Regions from separate parts of the Homo sapiens genome. Here region 1 is linked to region 2. The links are chromatin loops, found by intact Hi-C in ENCODE. Cell type or tissue: heart left ventricle. All regions are shown on one strand. Links, peaks and the distances in the headings refer to the core of each region. The heading gives the core; the rest is flanking DNA.

Region 1 (2,907 bases), core at 213-2,712, 240 kb before region 2:
TGGGAGGCCGTTTGAGTCCAGGAGTTCGAGACCAGCCTGGATAACGTGGCGAGATCCTGTCTTTACAAAAAATAAAAAAACTAAGCCGGACTTGGTGGCGCTTGCCTGAAATCCCAGCTATTTGGCAGGCTGAGGTGAAAGGATCACTTGAGCCTGTGAAGAGGGGATTGCAGTCAGCCATGATTGTACCAATGCACTCCAGCCTGGGTGATAGAGCAAGGCCCTGTCTTAAAAAAAAAAAAAAAAAAAAAAGGAAAAGAAAAAAGGATATTTAAAGCACAATACTATTTATACATATTAAATAGAAAGGCCAAGTGTGGTGACTCACGCCTGTAATCCCACCACTTTGGGAAGCCAAGGCAGGCAGATCACCTGAGATCAGGAGTTCCAGACCAGCCTGGCCAACATGATGAAAACCCGTCTCTACTAAAAACACAAAATTAGCCGGGTGTGGTGTCACACGCCTATAATCCCAGCTACTTGGGAGGCTGAGCCAGGAGAATGGCTTGAATCTGGGAGGGAGAGGTGGCAGTGAGCCGAGATTGTGCCACTGCACTCCAGCCTGGGTGACAGAGTGAGACTCAGTTTCAAAAAAAAAAAAAAAAGAAAGAAAGAAATACACCTTCTGGGTTCCGGTGACTCGTCCCAATCTCTTCCTAAAAACTATACAGAGCAAAAAGGACAGCAAATAAAAATTCCTACAACATATATTGACCAGCAAAAAAGATTGCTACAATCCGCAATATACATACAAGTTGGAAAAAATACCCTGGAAACCAGCCAGAACCCCCACAAGTGTGTAGACATCACTGGAGCTGCTTGAAAGAGTAGGGAATATGGAGGGTCTTAAACATTAATGGAACCTGATAACATCAACAAGTTTCACTCCCAGAAAAAGGTGCCCGACCCTTAGTGGGAACAGCCAAGAACTGGTCTGAAACCTGGCGTATCAGCACTGGCAACAGGAGTCATAAGGCTTGGAGAATTCATAGGAACAACAGTGGCAGTCTTGCGAAAGTGTGTCATTCGGGATAAAGAGGCACTTTGGAAAATAAAATAAATATTCCTGGTAATAAGTATCCCACTGAAAAAAACACTAGGAAAATCAGAGAGTTTGACTACAAGAAAGGCACACTATGACAACAGGAGAGGGAGCTCTTGAGCTAAAAAACCAAACCAGGAAAGACCCTCAAAACACATTCTCTTCTAAAGATCCATCTATTAAAAGCTGGTCCAGGCTGGGTGCAGTGGCTCAAGCTTGTAATCCCAGCACTTTGGGAGGCAGAGGTTGGGGGGGATCACCTGAGGATGGGAGTTCGAGACCAGCCTGACCAACATGGAGAAACCCCATCTCCACTAAAAATACAAAATTAGCTGGGCGTGGTGGTGCATGCCTGTAATCCCAGCTACTGGGGAGGCTGAGGCAGGAGAATCCCTTGAACCCGGGAGGCGGAGGTTGCAGTGAGCCAAGATCACACCATTGCACTCCAGCCTGGGCAACAAGAGTGAAACTCTGTCTCAAAAAAAAAAAAGCTGGTCCAGAAAAATCCAACATATTCAAATACGAGGCCAGGCATGGTGGCGTACACCTGTAATCCTAGCACTTTGGGAGGCCCAGGTGGGAGGATCACTTGAGGCCAGGAGTTTCAGACCAGCCTGGCCAACATGGTGAAACCCTGTCTCTACTAAAAATACAAAATTAGCCAAGTGTGGTAGCGGGTGCCTGTAATCCCAGCTACTTGGGAGGCTGAGGCATGAGAATCGCCTGAACCGAGAGATGGAGGTTGCAGTGAGCCAAGATCGCTGCCACTGCACTCCAGCCTGGGTGACAGAGCAAGACTGTCTCAGAAATAAACAAATAATAAATAAACTCAAATATGAATAATAATCACAACCAAAATTCAGTATCCCGGCCGGGCGTGGTGGCTCACGCCTCTAATCCCAGTGCTTTGGGAGGCTGAGGCCAGTGGATCACCTGAGGTCAGGAGTTTGAGACCAGCCTGGCCAACATGTTGAAACTCCATCTCTACAAAAAAATACAAAAAAATCATCCTGGTGTGGCAACACACACCTGTAATCCCAGCTACTCAGGAGGCTGAGGCAGGAGAATCGCTTGAACCTGGGAGGTGAAGGTTGCAGTGAGCTGAGATTGCACCACTGCACTCCAGCCTGGGTGACAGAGCAAGACTCTGTCTCAAAAAAAAAAAAAAGGAAAACAAACCAACAAAAAAATTCAGTATCCATACAAAGTTACAGTAAGAACAAAACCCCACAGAAACAAGAATCATAAGTTATGACAGGTGAAACTATACCAGAAAAAAATACTATCCCAAAACAGAAACCAAGACAAACTACAGGATACATAAGTGTAGTGGATGCTATGGTATGTTCCCTAAATACCCACTTCGGGACTGGAGCACTCATACTTCAAGTTGCTGGTAATGGTGGCTGAATCCTTCTCTGGGACTCAAAGGGAATCCCTCCACCCAAGGCAACACCCTGTCCCAAAGATCCATCTGCATGTAGTGACAGGTCCATGCCAAGATATAGAAGCCCTTGCCTCAGGGTGAGACAACTCTGACAGGGGATTCTGACTTGAAAGCTCCCCACGGGATTGGCTGAGATCTTTATTGCAACTGCATCATGGTCAGCGGTGTGCTGGAACTGGCTCCTACTGGCTTGTGAGAACCAATTGTTACGGTTTTAGGAATTTTGCAAGCAGGTTGTTAAACACAGCCATTATTAAAACTTAAATTACATATACTTAAAACTAAATAATATTCAAAACCAAGGTAATAAACACTCAATACATATTACTTTCTAATTATTTTACTACATGTACTATTATCTGTTCTTTAGAGATTGTCTATATATACCTGAAGGGGTGCTACTATGCATTTTTATTTT
Region 2 (2,907 bases), core at 196-2,695:
CTCCCTGCCTCCCTGCAGTTTCTCCCCACCTTTAGTTCGAGTTGTGTGACTCTGACCATTCTTCTGCTTAAAGACCTTCTCTAGCCAGGTATGGTGGCACGCACCTGTAGTTCCAGCTGCTTGGGAGGTTGAGGCAGAAGAATCGCTTGAACCCGGGAGGCGGAGGTTGCAGTGAGCCGAGATCGCACCACTGCACTCCAGCCTGGGCGACAGAACAAGGCTCCATCTCAAAAAAGTAAAGACCTTCTCTCACTCCCCACTGCCTCCTGGCAAAATTTAGTCCTCTCTTGTAGCCCCACAAAGCTGAAAGCAGCCAGGCGTGGTGGCTCACGCCTGTAATCCCAGCACTTTGGGAGGTCGAGGTGGACAGATCAAGAGGTCAGGAGATCGAGACCATCCTGGCTAACACAGTGAAACCCTGTCTCTACTAAAAATACAAAAAAAAAAAACCAAAAAAATTTAGCCAGGTGTGCTGGCAGGCGCCTGTGGTCCCAGCTACTCGGGAGGCTGAGGCAGGAGAATGGTGTGAACCCAGGAGGTGGAGCTTGCAGTGAGCCGAGACTGAGCCACTGCACTCCAGCCTGGGGGACAGAGCAAGACTCCGTCTCAAAAAAAAAAAAAAAAAAGCTGAAAGCAATGTACCCTCCACCTCAGGCCAGCATCCAGCCACCACCACCTGTCCCCAGACACACGAGGCTCATCCACAGTCCTGTGCCTTCCCTGGACTCCATCTGGAGAATTCCTACTCATTTTTCAAGATCCTACTCACATGTTACCTCCTCCAAGAATCCTCCCGACTCCACAGGGTGCTGTTAGTGCCCACCCAGGGAATAGACTAAAGGGTCCAGTTCTGCTCAAGGCCCTACAGCTATGAGTAATGACCGAGAGCAAAAGAGCAGGACCAAGAGACCATGTGCAGGAACAGGAAGCAAGGAAGGCCAGGAACACCCAGGGCAACCAGAGATAAGTCATTGCAGAGATGAGGAGAGACTCCCCCACCTTCAGCTGCTGTCCTCAGGCTTCTCCTGCATGAACCTGTGTGTCCTGTCCTGTGTGTATCTTTTTCCTGCCTGCCAGATCTTGAGCTCTCAGAGGGCAGGGGCCTCCTCCTTTGCATTCCCCAGGAAGTGCTTCAGAGAGGACTTCCAGACTTGGGTGGAGTGGGGCTGAGGCTTGGGCTGAGGAAGCTGCAGCTGCCCATGCGTTCCCACTAGAGGGCACTGTCCCCCTCCTTCAGATGTTTTGGAAGGGGAAGTAGATTGATTTCCAGAAGGAAGCAGCTAAGGCAGCGGGAGCTTCCAGCTTGGGAGCCCCAGCAAAGACAAGGGTGTGCACGCACAGACAGTGCCAAAGGACAGTAAGTTGGGTGCAACTGAATACCTCTTCCCCCACAGCAACCAAGACCACACTGCACACTTGCACATTACCACACAGACACGCAGCCCTGGTGTGGGGCGACACACACACCCCAACACACACACACACGCCCCAACACACACACACCCCAACACGCACACACCCCAACACACACACACACCCAACTGCATGTCCTCTCTCCTCCATCGCCTGTATGCTTGTTCAAACAAATGCTTATTCTTCTAACATTCTTTCCCATCTTCATCTTGTTCAAGTAATTGGGGGATGAGGAAAGTGTCAAAGGGCATACACAGAGGGCCCCTGGAGAGGTGCCCAAGCAGACACACACACAGAGCTGCACTCAGTCCTGAACCCTCTGTCCAAGCATACAGCGCCCCCCACCCAGACCTTCTCTTTAGCAGTGTGTGCTGAGTGGTTTCTGACTTTTTCTATATCCCTTTCTTCATTCCAGCCACCCCTCATGTCTGTGTAATGCTTCATGGTTTTCAATTGTTATCTCATGGGATCCTCACACAACCCAGTGAAATAAGCAGGTTTGAGTAACTTCATTCCCATCTGACAAGTGAGAAAACTGAGCCACACCAGCCTATTCAAGTCTTAGGGAGAGCAAGAAGTGGGCTGGAGGCTGGAATGAGGTCATCTGTCTCCAAATCCCTTGCTTCTTCATTCTTGCATTTACTCATTGACACAGTGGAGAACACATCATGGACCTGCCCTCATGGAGCTTACTGTCGAACAGGGAAGACAGACCTCAATTCAAAAATGAAAAAAACAAATATCTAATTGCAAACCATAAGTGCTATGAAAAAAAAAAATGACTCTATCAGAGTGAATGACAGAGGGACTTGCCCCAGACTGGGGAATTAAGGAAGCTTTCTCTGAGGAAATGATGTTTGAATTACAGTCTAAAGAATAAAGAGGAGGCTGGGCGCGGTGGCTTATGCCTGTAATCCCAGCACTTTGGGAGGCTGAAATGGGCGGATCACTTGAGGCCAGGAGTTCAAGACCAGCCTGGCCACCATGGTGAAACCCCTTATCTACTAAAAATACAAAAATTAGCCAGGCATGGTGACACATGACTGTAATCTCAGCTACTTGGGAGGCTGAGGCATGAGACTTGCTTGAACCAAGGATGTGGAAGTTGCAGTGAGCTAAGATTGCACCACTGCACTCCAGCCCAGGCAATAGAACGAGATTCTGTCTCAAAAAAATAAATTAAATAATAAATAAATAAATAAATAAATAAATAAATAAATAAAATAAAAAATAAATAAAGAGGAGTAATTAGGTAATGGTGTGTGTGTGTATATATTTGTGTGTGTGCACGTGCGCACTAGCGCTTACCGCTGTGGAGGAGGGAGGATATTCCAGAGAGAGAACTGAGTGTATGCAAAGGCCTGGAAGGAGAGAGATGAGAAGGGGCAAGTGTGGCTGGAGAGGTGGGTAAAGGCAGGGAGGACCCAGGTCACTCAGGGCCTTAAAGGCCACGGTGAGGATTCTGGCTGAGGGACAATGAAAGACTCCCCATGG

Evidence for each region. Peaks named below come from ENCODE experiments on the same cell type or tissue, not always from the same donor. Only the 100,000 strongest peaks of a DNase experiment are listed, where the experiment ranks them.
Region 1: it touches region 2 in a loop (2.8-fold over the local background); 52 of 110 quality-filtered maps call a loop at or near these places.

What each region holds. Positions count from the first base shown.
Region 1 is chr12:50,313,127-50,316,033 of GRCh38, reverse strand. No RefSeq gene overlaps it. Among named protein-coding and RNA genes, the nearest start is that of LIMA1, 31 kb to the right of the region's middle. In heart left ventricle, for the core only: a CTCF peak has its summit at 1,155; no DNase peak of the experiment used is centred there.
Region 2 is chr12:50,068,986-50,071,892 of GRCh38, reverse strand. All of the region lies in intron 3 of ASIC1 (acid sensing ion channel subunit 1), which reads right to left. Among named protein-coding and RNA genes, the nearest start is that of ASIC1, 13 kb to the right of the region's middle. In heart left ventricle, for the core only: CTCF peaks have their summits at 1,000 and 1,211 (motif pointing right); a DNase peak (open chromatin) is centred at 1,222.